3 separate regions of the Homo sapiens genome follow, and regions 2 and 3 are each linked to region 1. The links are chromatin contacts, found by Hi-C or POLR2A ChIA-PET in ENCODE. All regions are on one chromosome and are shown on one strand. Each heading gives the region's core, a stretch centred on a gene start or an enhancer-like site at or near the end of the contact. The rest is flanking DNA. Distances are from core to core; before and after follow the strand shown.

Evidence for each region. Hi-C counts contacts between places; a loop is a spot of excess contacts on that map. ChIA-PET counts read pairs that join two places held with the same protein, here RNA polymerase II (POLR2A). Pooled maps may share reads with other maps.
Region 2: a loop to region 1 is called in a pooled map, with 11 times the contacts of the local background. The contact joins the promoter of CMPK1 here to the promoter of LRRC41 in region 1. A Hi-C loop is called at or near these places in 7 of 50 pooled maps. POLR2A ChIA-PET finds 5 or more read pairs at or near these places in 2 of 52 experiments (CD4-positive, alpha-beta T cell and GM10248).
Region 3: a loop to region 1 is called in a pooled map, with 13 times the contacts of the local background. The contact joins the promoter of RPS8 here to the promoter of LRRC41 in region 1. A Hi-C loop is called at or near these places in 8 of 50 pooled maps. POLR2A ChIA-PET finds 5 or more read pairs at or near these places in 2 of 52 experiments (A673 and WTC11).

What each region holds. Positions count from the first base shown.
Region 1 is chr1:46,301,321-46,305,535 of GRCh38, reverse strand. It overlaps LRRC41 (leucine rich repeat containing 41), which reads left to right and starts at 1,920. Exons shown (of 10, transcript NM_006369.5): 1 at 1,920-2,412. The coding sequence starts at 2,214. It overlaps UQCRH (ubiquinol-cytochrome c reductase hinge protein), which reads right to left and starts at 1,838. Exons shown (of 4, transcript NM_006004.4): 1 at 1,716-1,838. The coding sequence starts at 1,769. RefSeq lists enhancers at 1,084-1,665, 1,666-2,249, 1,985-2,384, 3,805-3,924, 3,415-3,997 and 1 more and silencers at 2,375-2,434, 2,485-2,534, 2,565-2,714, 3,065-3,134, 3,165-3,714.
Region 2 is chr1:47,331,561-47,335,675 of GRCh38, reverse strand. It overlaps CMPK1 (cytidine/uridine monophosphate kinase 1), which reads right to left and starts at 1,886. Exons shown (of 6, transcript NM_016308.3): 1 at 1,560-1,886. The coding sequence starts at 1,730. RefSeq lists enhancers at 764-823, 340-1,143, 1,144-1,947 and a silencer at 1,334-1,973.
Region 3 is chr1:44,774,156-44,778,280 of GRCh38, reverse strand. RPS8 (ribosomal protein S8) reads right to left here and starts at 2,741. Exons shown (of 6, transcript NM_001012.2): 1 at 2,681-2,741; 2 at 2,141-2,247; 3 at 1,507-1,606; 4 at 492-667; 5 at 152-281. The coding sequence starts at 2,684. SNORD55 (small nucleolar RNA, C/D box 55) reads right to left here and starts at 2,416; the gene lies at 2,343-2,416. It overlaps SNORD46 (small nucleolar RNA, C/D box 46), which reads right to left and starts at 1,789; the gene lies at 1,692-1,789. SNORD38A (small nucleolar RNA, C/D box 38A) reads right to left here and starts at 439; the gene lies at 369-439. RefSeq lists enhancers at 32-543, 2,118-2,407 and a silencer at 2,488-2,697.

The DNA of each region.
Region 1 (4,215 bases), core at 671-3,170:
TGATCCACCCGCCTCGGCCTCCCGATCCACCCGCCTCGGCCTCCCGATCCACCCGCCTCGGCCTCCCAAAGTGCTGGGATTACAGGCATGAGCCACCGCGCCCGGCCAGAATACCCTAGTTTAAAACTGACTGCTTAATTACTTGCTTTTTCTCATCTATTGCAGCGGTGGATCTTGCTGACCTTTCTGAGGCAGGCTCCATTTCTTTCTTTAGTTTTTTTTTTTTTTTTTTTTTTTGAGACAGGGTCTCACTCGGGTTGCCTCGGCTGGAGTGCAGTGACACGATCACGGCTCACTGCAGCCTGGACTTCCTGGGCTCAAACTCCCGAGCAGTTGAGACCACAGGCGTTCACCACCATGCCCGGCTAATTTTTATATTTTTTGTAGAGACGGGGTTTCGCCACGTTGCCCAGGCTGGTCCAACTCCTGGACTCATGCTACCTGTCTGCCTCGGCCGTCCTCCTAAAGTGTTGGGATTACAGGCGTGAGCCACTGCGCCCGGCCTCAGGTTCTATTTCTTTTTAGAAATAATAAGACTAGAAAAATTAAGGGATAAATAAGTCTCCAATTATTCTGAACCCACAGCCCAGAATGGCTGCCCCCAAGTGACCAGAGAACAGACGGACAGGAAATGAGATTAGAAACAACTAGTAGCTGTGTCGCAAAATTGATAAGAGTCCTGGTTCTAGAACCGCGCTGCTTGGCCGCAATTCCTGGCTGCACCAATTTGGTAGCTGCATGACCTTAGAAAAGATATTTAACCTCTATGCTTGTTTCCTCATCTGTAAAAATGGCACTAATAGTACCCAACACTTACTTCATAGGAATAGTGTGTAGATGAAATGAATTAGGGCCGGGCGCGGTGGCTCACGCCTGTAATCCCAGGACTTTGGGAGGCCGGGGTGGGCGGATCACTAGGTCAGGAGTTCGAGATCAGCCTGGCCAACAGAGTGAAACCCCCGTCGCTACTAAAAACACAAAAATTAGCCAGGCGTGGTGGCGGACACCTGTAGTCCCAGCTACCTGGGAGGCTGAGGCAGGAGAATCGCTTGAACCCAGGAGGCGGAGGTTGCAGCGAGCCGAGACCACGCCACTGCACTCCAGCCTGGGCGACAGAGCGAGATTCCATCTCAAAAAAAAAAAAAAAATTAATTAGTGCATATAAAGCACTTGGAATAGCAAGCAGTCAATAATTATAGCAGCACTCTTTCTCTGGGAAAGAGCTCCCTCTTCCATCACAGAATCACATCGTACATTCTTTCATTGTCCCCAAAGACACACACCTTCCTCAAAGAAAAGGAACACAAGGCCAGGTCTTCCGAACCTCCATAGAAGATGTGGTAGGGATTCCTAACCTGAGCTGGGGCAAGGCGGTCTGTTTGCTCCCCAAATCTGTGAAACGCGGGCTTCAGAACATCTGACTGACTGCAAACATAGGTCATATTTTTACAAGACTTTAGTCCACAAAACATTTTCGCTCTCAAACCTTCACTACATTCACAGAATGCAGAAGCCGAGGCCCAGAGAAAAACTAGTCATCTATCTGTCCAAAGTCACCGGACGAATTCTGGGGAAAGGTCGAGGGAACTAGAGCTCCCGACTATGCAAACCCTAGAGGGTAAACTGGGGGCTAAGAGGGCCCCGTGCGTGTTTTGGCGGGCTAGGTCCTGGGCTTCAGGGCAGAGAAGAGGGCCGAGTGGATCGCCTTGCCTTACCTCCTCAGGATCTCCGGATTCGGTAAGCATCTTTTGCTCGTCCTCCAGTCCCATGTCTGGCTACGGTTCTAGATTCAACACGAGCAGCAACAGCGGCACCTAACCCAGTTCAGGATCAAGAAGGACTTGTAAGGGTCACTCAGCGGAAATCCGGCGATCTGGCCGGAAGTGCGGCACACTCATCGTGGTCGCGAACACATGCTCAGATTGGCATGTACTACCAGCCGCAGGCAGAGGTTAGGGGTAGCTGATGTTTGCACCCGAGGAGGCTTTGCTAAGAAACATCCCCTTAGTCATACCACACCCAAGTATAATTGATCTAGGAGTTTATCTAAAATAGTAGCTCCTAAGAGACTTGGAAAGTGTGCTAATTTCTTCGAAATTTCTTTAGAATAATTCACATTCTTCCCCATATCGCTTATGGAGCCGTCCTAACTGCTGACCTTTTCAAGATGGCGGTCCGCGGGCGACACTCTCGGGCTCGCGCACCTCCCCAAGATGGCGGCGCCCGAGGCCTGGCGCGCCCGGAGTTGCTGGTTCTGTGAGGTAGCGGCGGCAACGACCATGGAGGCCACGTCCCGGGAGGCGGCGCCAGCGAAGAGCTCGGCCTCGGGCCCCAACGCTCCCCCCGCCCTGTTCGAGCTGTGCGGGCGGGCGGTGAGCGCCCATATGGGGGTTCTGGAGAGCGGGGTGTGGGGTAAGTCGCGGGGTGAGGGGCTACCTCTGGCTAAGAGCAAGGGGCGGCCCAGCGGCCGGGGGGCGCGGGGGGCGAGGCCGGGAGGCCCGGGGCAAGGCCCAGCCTGGGGCGCTGAAAGCCAGCTCGTAGGATCGGAGAATGAATTTTGTGACTGACAGGGCTGGACAGAGTAAAGACGGAGACCTAAATGGGCAGGCTGACCCGCACCGCGGCCTGGCTCGGGGGCGCGGGGGGCGAGGCCAGGAGGCCCGGTCTGGAGCGAAGCAGGCTGGGCCCGGGCGACTGAGGCTGGATTGCGGCTGTGGGCCGCGCGAACTGACACTCGGCTGGGCCGGGCAGGAGAGTCTCGGATGTCGAACCGGTGGGCAGCGATGGCCCGGCTGCCCTAGGGCAGGGGCCGAGGTTAGGAGGCCCGGCCTAAGGCAAGGCCAGGCCAGGCCCGGGGCCACCGAACCTGACTGATGGCCCCGGGGCTCCAGCATCTGCCTGACACGCCACGGGGGTCGAGATTCCGGAGGCCAAGCCGATGGGCGGAGGGGAGGACAGCAGATTGGAGAGCGAGGGAATGGGGCAGGGGGAGAGGCCGAACGAAAGGGTCGGGGCGCCGCGGCCTGTCTGACGGCCCAGGGCTGACGGGAGCGAACCGACAACCGGGGTCTCGGGTGCCAAACTGACTAAGCGACCGAGCGACCGTGCGACCCGCAGGACAGGGAGCGCCGGAGGCCACTCGGATCGGCTCGAGCGGCGAGGAGGGACCGGAGAGCGAGTGGAGGGGGGCCCGGAGCGGCTTAAACAAGCGAGGGAGGCTCGAATGACGGACAGGCGGGAAGGGCCAAGGAGGCCCCAAGCGGGGCGACGGCCCGGGGATCCCGGACTGCCGGGCTGCCGTGGCAGGGGGCGCGGCGCCGCCAAGAGGCCTTGGGCTGAATGGGAGTGAACGGGGGCCCCAGGCCTGAAGGCGGCCGGGACCAAAGGGCCGGGCCTGGATGGAGGGCGGCCTGGGGCGCCGGGATGAACGGCCGGGGAGGGCGAACCGGCCAGTTGGGCTGGGAGGCGGGGCTGTGGGTTGGGGACCGCTGGCCGCGGCCTGGCCGCTGACGAGGGAAACTTGGGTCCGACGTGGGGCAAGTGAAAGAGGGGAAAGTGAGGCTCTGCCAAGCAGGCCTAGCCGCGCTGGGGACAGGGGAGGCCTCGGGCCTGAGAGGCTGCTGGCTCTGTGAGGGTGGGGTCGGGAGGCCGGGGTTGGAGTTGGGCGAAGAGGTGGCAGGCCCGGCCGAGGCCTGCTGGGGAGGGGGGCAGGAGAGCAGGCCCCGGGCCTGGAAGCGGCGCGGGGGAGGTTCCACCAGGAGGCCTTGCGGGTGGCCGTGGCGTCTTTGCAGGAGGAAGGCCCTGGTCAGGACAGGAGTGAGGACTTTGAGGACTCGAGGTTGCAGGGCGCGGAGTTTGAGTTATGCCATGAGGAGGGGGTGTGGGGAAAAGGCCCTGGAGTTTGGGGGGACTGAAGCTCCGGGATAAGCTGGAGGGTGGTCGGGGAGGCCCTTGGCTGTGGGAGTGGAGCCCAGTACCATGAGGCCTGAGTGTCCTGCATAGTGGTGGTGGAAGAGGCTTTTAGAAGTCGGCCGGTGTGCGGAGGGGACAGTGGAGGCCCCAGGCCAGCCAGCGGCTGAGAAGACAAGGGGCAGGCCGACCCATGGGGAACAGGAGGAAAGGCTCCGTAGAGCTGAGCAGGGAGCTCAGAAAAGTCCTAGGGCATGGGGAAGAAGGCAGAGAGGGTCTGGCTTTTCCGCCTGGAGCTTCTGGGAT
Region 2 (4,115 bases), core at 637-3,136, 1.0 Mb before region 1:
TTTGACACCTAAAATGATTTTTTTTTTTTTTTTTTTTTTGAGACGGAGTTTCACTCTTTCGCCCAGGCTAGTGTGCAGTGGCGCGATATGGGCTCACCGCAACCTCCGCCTTCCGGTTTCAAGCGATTCTCCTGCCTCAGCCTTCGGAGTAGCTGGGATTACAGGCGCCCGCCACCACGCCAGGCTAATTTTTGTATTTTTAGTAAAGACAACGTTTCGCCATGTTAGCCAGGCTGGTCTCGAACTCCTGACCTCGTGATCCGCCAGCCTCGGCCTCCCAAAGTGCTGGGATTACAGGAGTGAGCCACAGCGCCTGGCAAAATGATCAATATTTATAAATACATCTGTCCAACACATAATGACTTGTTGAACTCATCTAACTTTCTCTGGATGCTATTTAGGGAATAAAATACAGGACAGGAGTTGATTGTTATGAACATATAAGGAGAGAAGCAAAAGCCCCATGCTAATATTGGCCATATCCTAGAAGAGGAGGAAATTATAAGTTCTAGGTCAAAAAAACTTTTGTTGGTTACAGGGTTTCAGAGTGATTTCACTAGAGGCCACCAATGGTCGCCTCTTCTGTTTCTAGATATCCTGTTTTCCTTCTTTCCCAAGCATTCCCCAGATTGTCCATGAAGCCTTTTTTTCCCACAGTGTCAATGCAGCTAACCAACCATACATCTAGCTCAAAAATTGTTAAAAGAATTGAACTGGTAACCTGTCTCAAAGCAAAAGAAAAAAAAGTAACAGCATTTTACATTTGGGAGGTGTTTTATATCCTGAGAAAATCTGGGTTCAGAGACTCTTTTTACTGTATTACAAGGGCTAACTGAGGCTGGGAGACAGGAAGTGACCGAGGGCCGAGCGTGAGTTGGCAGCAGGGCCAAAGGTTGAAGCTTGATCTCAGAACAGCACTCCCGGCTTTCCCCATCCCCGACCCGGGCCGAGCCTCAGGGCTGGCTCCGCCCTAAAGCTTGCGGGGACGGGGCTCGAGAGTGCCAGCGGCAGCCCACAGCACGCCTAAAATAACACCCCGCCCCACGGGCCTCCTTTCTAGAGTAAAGACACGTTCGGTGACAGTGCGGAGTTTAGGGAACCAGAGGGAAGGCGCGGAGAAGAAAAATAGGTCTCTCCTTCAGACAACTGTGGGCGCACACGGCCTCTAACCCAAATCCGCGCTCCTGCTGCCTTCACCTGCCACACGATCAGCGACACGCTAACCTCTGCGCGCTGGGGGACCCCCAAAGGTTGGCCTCCGGGATCCCTCTCCCAGCCCACTCTAGAGACGAATCTGGTCCCCAAAATGTAAGAAAAGAAGGGGCGCAGGAACAAAGCGACCTCAAGCGGTGGCCCCCAAGGCGGGCGGGCGCGGACTACAAGTCCCGGCACGCCGCGCGCCGGCGGCCCTCGGCCACTGCCACGCGGGCGGCGCGGTGGCCGCCGGGACTCGTAGTCTGCGGCTCGGCGACTCCGCGGGGCGCGGACTAGGGGCGGCGGGACAGGCCGGCCCGCATCCCGTCAAGCCCCAAGGAGCCCGCCTGCTGCCCGGGCCTCACCTCGACGATGCGGGCGCACTGGGTCCCCTTGCCGGCGCCGGGGCCGCCGAGGACGAACACGACCAGCGGCTTCATGAGACGTGGAGAGCAGAGGAGAATCGGCCGGCGGGTCTGCAGCAGGAAGCTAAGGCCCAGGACGTGGAGCAGCCCGCTGCGGCAGCGGCTCAGCATACACCGCGCCTCGGCCGGACGCTGAGGGAGCTGACAGCGGCCGGCGCGGCGCGGGGCGGGGCGGGGAGGCGGCGGGAGAAAGGGGCGGGCTGAGCCGGCGCCCGCCGCGGCCCCGCCGCCGTGGCTGCCCGGGCGTCCGCGGCCCTGTCGGAAGGGGAGGAGCTTCGCACGGCGGCGGCGTCTCGGCGACACTCGTGCGGTCCGCGCCAGCTTTCCTCCAACCCTTGGGTGGTTATTAGTGCTTTCTGACTGCAGATATTTTATCCTGCGCCCTCAAGTGTCTGGTGCTGAGCTGGAGGCTGGGACGTGATCCGCGGGAGAGCAAAACCTATTGTCTCTGCTCGCAATGAGTTTCCATTCCAGCCAGTGAGGTATGGGGAGGTAGCCAGTGTGAATGAGTAAACACCAGTACATACAAAAGGCAGTACGATTTTGAAGAAATAACAAGTAGGACATAAGATGGCCAGGGTCGCCAGAGAAGGCTTCAGAAGAGGTGACATTCAAGCCAAGACAAAAGGATAGAAAAGAGCGAAACCAGGCAAACACCAGGATAGAGTGTCCCACAGAGAAAAGCATGTGCAAAAAATCTAAGTTGGTTTGGCATGTTAAAGCAATTGAAGGAAGGCCTGGCTGGGCGCGGTGGCTCACGCCTGTAATCCCAGCATTTTGGGAGGCTGAGGCAGGAGGATGGCTTGAGCCCAGGAGTTCGAGACCAGCCTGGACAACATGACGAGACCCCGTCTCGACCAAAAATTTAAAAGCCGGGCACCGTGACCCGTGCCTGTGATCCCAGCTACTGGGATGTTCACTTGAGCCTAGGAGCCGTAATAGCACCACTGCACTCCTGCCTAGGTGACAATGAGACTGCTTCAAAAAAAAAAAAGGAAAAAAGGCCAGTGACAGTGAGACCAGGGCTGAGTCAAATGAGGGGAGAATGGAAGGTGAAAAGTTGAGAAAGTGAGGTCGGTGGCAGATCAGGACTTTTGATTATGGAAAGGAATTTGGGCTGTATTCTAACAGCAATGGAAGCCCTTTAACTCCGTTCGCCTGCCCCCTTCATTAGGGAAGAATCTTAAGGGAGAAGAAAAGGAGACGTTCAAGAACTGAGCCTTGGTGCATACAGGCCTTTAAAAGGCCTTCTGGCCAACGTTAAGAGCTCATTTGATATTTGAGGTAACGGATTCAAAATAATTGAAGATGTTTGGCCATTCAGGCACAGGCAGAGAAGGCAGCTTGTTGCATTTACTGAGGGTTGGGATTTTGCCTGGCAAGTACAACAGAGAGAGGGGGCCAAGTGATGAGAGTGTTTGGAAGAGAATGTTCATGATGCTGTGTGTAGAATCAAAACCATACAGGAAAGCAAATAATGGCACATGAAGCCTGGTAGTGGAGGGGTTGGAGGGTGGTGGGGAAAGGGACCAATGTCTTAGAGCATTGGCCCAAGAAAGATTGCAGTGGGGTATATGAGCAAGTGCTCTGGCAGTATGGATGCTGCTGGTCTGAGTGGGATATTTGGAATTGAAATGTCCCAGCTTCTGAGTTTCTGATGATGCCAAGGTCCAGGGTGAGACCATGGGAATGGAAGACTGAGGCAGAATGCATGTCCTGTTTTTAGAACTAAGAGTCCAGGGTGTTAGATTTGTCGTACAGGTACAAGTTCAAGTCAGATAGTGCTGGAGTGAACAAAGACTATGGGAAAGGAACTAAGCTGTTTAGGGCAGAGTGACCAGGACGTTAGTAAACGAAAGCAAACAGGAGAGGAAGATAGTGGTATAGCCCTCTGTCTGACCACCCCCATTCTCCTTTTTCTTTTGGTGGTCCTTTCTTAGCTCACTCAGCATTTTCTGGCTCTTCCCCATCTCTACTCTCTCTCCTTGCTTTCTTTTTGTTGTTGTTGTTTTTACTTATTCCCATCCTTCCTACCCTTCTTTTCCCATTTATAAGTCCCTCCCTTCTCCCTGTCTCTTTTCCTGTCCTTCTCCTCACCTACTTGCCTTTGTTTGCCCTTCTTTTCCATTCTCCCTTTAATTTCTACCTCTTTCCTCTCCACAACTTCTACCTTTTCCTTCCCACCATAGAAAGGAGAATGGGATATTTTTTATTATCACAGCTGGAAAAAAATTTTTTTGGGGGGGATAGAGTCTCACTCTGTCACCCACGCTGGAATGCAGTGGTGCCATCTTGGCTCACTGCAACCTCCACCTCCCAGGTTCAAGCGATTCTTCTGCCTCAGCCTCCCAAGTAGCTGGGATTACAGGCACCTGCCACCACCCCTGGTTAATTTTTGTATTTTTAGTAGAGAGGGGGTTTCACCATGTTGTCCAGGCTGGTCTTGAACTCCTGGGCTCAAGTGATCCTCCTGCCTTGGCCTCCCAAAGTGCTGGG
Region 3 (4,125 bases), core at 1,492-3,991, 1.5 Mb after region 1:
TGACCAAACGTTCCCCTTTGTGCTCGCAGCCTGTTATCAGTGAACCCTTTAGACTGCATGGCTGGCAGTCAAAGGAACTGAGACAAGGGAAAAGTGCCTCGGCACACTCAATCTCTGCGACTCCCCACCTCCAACACAACAGCCTTCTCACCAAGAAGCTTGCCCTGCTGGAACTGCTCCTCCAGGAGACTGCTGATTTTGGCATTCTTTTTCCTTTCATCATATTTCTTCTGAATTTTTTTAGATCGTTTTTTGTTTAAAATCTCTTCTTCCTCAGGAGTCTGAAAAGGGGATACAAATATATGAGCTCAGGGAAGGAAGGCAGGCCCTGGGAGCTTTCTCGAACCCTGCACACCCCAGTGCTGGCCTTCCTCAGCCTAAAAGGCTCTCATCTCTCTCCCTTCAGTAGCAGAACTGGACAGAGTTTTCATCACGAGAAGGCTGGAGTCAGGCTGCCCTCCCCACAACCCCTACAGGGAAGTAACACGCACCAGCTTGGCTCCCTTCTTGCGGCCCAGGGGCAGCGCATAGTGGGACTCGTACCACTGTCGGTACGGTGTGCTGTCGATGAGCACGATGCAATTCTTCACCAGGGTCTTGGTACGAACCAGCTCGTTATTAGATGCATTGTAGACAACATCGATGATCCTTGTTTTACGAGTACAACCTGCTCACAGGAGAAATTTGGCATCAAGTAAACTGGAGGACAAATGGCCCTGGCACACTCCTCCAGGTTCTTCAGCCCCATGAGGCCTTAAGGAGAAATAAGGGAACTCTCAGCCTTTACAAGCCATGGGGCATCAGTTCGTCTTCCACAACCCCCTAACCCACGTTTCTAGTTATGTTTGGCAACCCGCAGTCTTTACCAGCCCCAATCTCTCAGGCTGCAGAGTTCAGAAAGATCAGAGCAGGTCGGGCACGGTGACTCACGCCCGTAACCCCAGCACTTTGGGAGGTCAAGGCGGGTGGATCACTTAAAGCCAAGAATTTGAGACCAGCCTGGCCAACATGGTGAAACCCCGTCTCTACTAAAAATACAGAAGCAGCCGGGTGTGATGGCACACGCCTGTAATCCCAGCTTCTTGGGAGGCTGAGGCAGGAGAATCACTTCAACCCAGGAGGCGGAGGCTGCAGTGAACCAAGATCACGCCACTGGCACTCCAGCCTGAGCAACAGAGACCCAATCTCAAAAAAAGAGATTGGAGCAGGACAGCCTGGGTGGAGAGAACTCCCCAGCTACCTTAAGATCTTTCAGCAAGGAGAAACTTCAAATGCCTTGGTCTAAGCCACAGACTACTTGCTAAAAGCACTTGAATCTTTTTTTTTACTGAGAGTCTCGCTCTGTTGCCCAGGCTGGACTCGAACTCCTGACCTCAGGTGATCCGCCCGCCTCGGCCTCCCAACGTGCTGGGCTTATAGGCGTGAGCCACCGCGCCAGGCCCACTTGGTGAATCTTAAGACCGTTTAGGTGCGTTTTCCCACCCACTCCCAAAGGGCCTCACTCACACTCTGAGCCCCAGGAGAAATTCCCCACGTCCAACCTCAGGGCACGGTATTTCTTGTTACCTCCCCGCACACGGACTGTGTGGATGCGGCGGGGGCCAATCTGGAAAACACAAGGTTACAGGAACTAGGTTACCAAGGAGAGCAAGGCAAGTGAGGGAGAGGAACCTGGGCCGGGAGGAGGCAACAGTCAGTGTAACTATGACAAGTCCTTGCATTGGCAAGTGGCACACAGGTGACCAAGACGGCCACAACCACGCCTAAGGATTCTTTTTCATCACCCTACTTGCCTCCAAGAGGAAAGCCTGACCCCAAATGCTGAAAATTAAGCCTCTGTAAAAAAAACAAGACTAGGCTTCTGACTATGACGCGAGGCGCCACCCTCTCCAGAAGCTCAAGTCCCCACACAGTATCCTTCTCTCTGAAATCCTAAGCTCCAGGTTTGGGGGCCTGAGGGAGCATTCCCTCTTTGGTACTTACTTATCCAACAGCTAAAGGGGGACAGGACACCCAGGCCCTACTACAGAGAAATCAGAGCCCAAGAAAGAACGCACAACTGTCACACGGAAAGACCCGAGCACGCTGGAGAGCGGGGGAAGGCGACCTCCCAGGCGGACAGGCCCACGCTCGCACCCACCTTGGTGTTGGCAGCTGGGCGCCCCAACTCATACTTCCGCTTCTTGTGGTAGGGCTTTCTCTTGCCCCCGGTTTTGCGGCGCTTGTGCCAGTTGTCCCGAGAGATGCCTGCATGTGGAAGCGGGGAAGGAAGCTTGAGCCACTGTGACTCGGTGCTAGCGACTCGCCAGCTCCCGGAGACCCCCGCGCCGGGCCGGTCGCACGCTCAGCTCTCCAAGGTTGGCTTCCCCACCGCGCACTCGGGAGTATGCAGCATTACCGAGTTGTCATCATACACGTGCGGCCAGGCCGGGGCCTCCTCCTCGCGGCAGCCATGTTGGCGCCGCTCGGAGCCCGCAGCCCGCGGCCCGGAACCCGGAGCCCAGAGCCTTCGCAGCCCCCAGAGACGGGCTGGGCGGCCGAAACCCGAGGGCCACCACTCCTCGTGGCTGTCCCTGGCCGGGGGTCGGGGCGTCTGGACTCCTCAGTAGGCTGTGAAGCAGGATGGGGCCTGATTGAGCTCAACCTCCCTTCACCCGCCTCAATGCAGAGCGACACTCACCCATCGCTCGGCGCTGGCTGGAAAGAGAAACCGCAAAGATTCACGGTTCGGTTTGTAAAACGCTGCCCCGCCCCTTTACTTTACGTTGTTTCTGAGCGCCGAAACAACGTCGGGCGACGAGACTTACGTGTCAGCTGCCGCGCCTAGGGCCACGAGCCTAGGAGGGTCTCGCAGGCTGCTGACCTCTGCCGACCCCCGGCGACTCGCCTCCGACCCTGGGCTGGGGGAAGGGGGTCTGCGGCGTCGGCAGATCTGGGCGTGTTTAGACTAGTTTCAGAGGCTGCTGCGGTCGTTTAGGATGAGATGTGGGTGCGGCTGCGTTGAAAAAGAGTGGAAGGCAATGGAATTGGAAACGAGTGTGGACTTGGGTTTTGTTTTGAAGGGTTTGGTGGTAGATTGGACATGGGGATTGAGGGAGAGGGCGGTGTCAAGGATTCCTAAGATTGTCACTTGATCAATCGGATAAATATTGGGGCCATTTACTGAGATGGGGTAGGCTAAGGTAGGAGCTGTTCTGGACACGTTCATTTTGAGATCTTGCTAAGTCATGTTGAGTGGGACTAACAGATAGGAAGCTGAATATTAATGACTGGTCATCCTTATAAGGGATCTGCACCGAAGATGTTATTTTGGGAATCGTTGGCTTATAAATGGTAATTAAAGCCACCAGAATGAACGGAACTTAGGAAGAGAGTATAAAGGAGGGATCAGCTAACTTTTCTGAGCTAGAAGGATATCTATTTTTTAATTAAAAAAAATTTTTAGGCCTGGCGCGGTGGCTCACGCCTGTAATCTCAGCACTTTTGGGAGGCGGAGGCGGGCGGATCACGAGGTCAGGAGTTCGAGACCAGCCTGGCCAACATGGTGAAACCGCGTGTCTACTAAAAAAATACAAAATTTAGTTGAGCATGGTGACGCACACCTGTAATCCCAGCTACTCAGGGAGGCTGAGGCAGGAGAATCGCTTGAACCAGGGAGCTGGAGGTTGCAGTGAGCCGAGATCGCACCACTGCACTCCAGTCTGGCGACAGAGCGAAACTCCGTCTCAAAACAAAACAAACAAACAAAACAAAATTAGCCGGGCGTGGTGGCGGGCGCCTGTAATTCCAGCAACTCCGTCTGGAGGCTGAAGAAGGAGAATCACTTGAACCGGGAGGTGGAGGTTCCAGTGAGCCGAGATGGCACCAATGCACTCACTCCAGCCTGGGTGATGGAGTAAAACTCTGTCTCAAAAAAATAAAATACACAAGTTATTATTGATTATAGTCACCCTGTTTTGCTATCAAATAGTAGGTCTTATTTATGATGATATTTTATTTTTGTACCCATTAGCCATCCCCACCATCCCCACTTCCCCCTACCCTCCCACTACCCTTTCTAGCCTCTGGTAACCATCCTTCTACTCTCTAGGACCATGAGTTCAATTGTTTTGATTTTTAGATCCC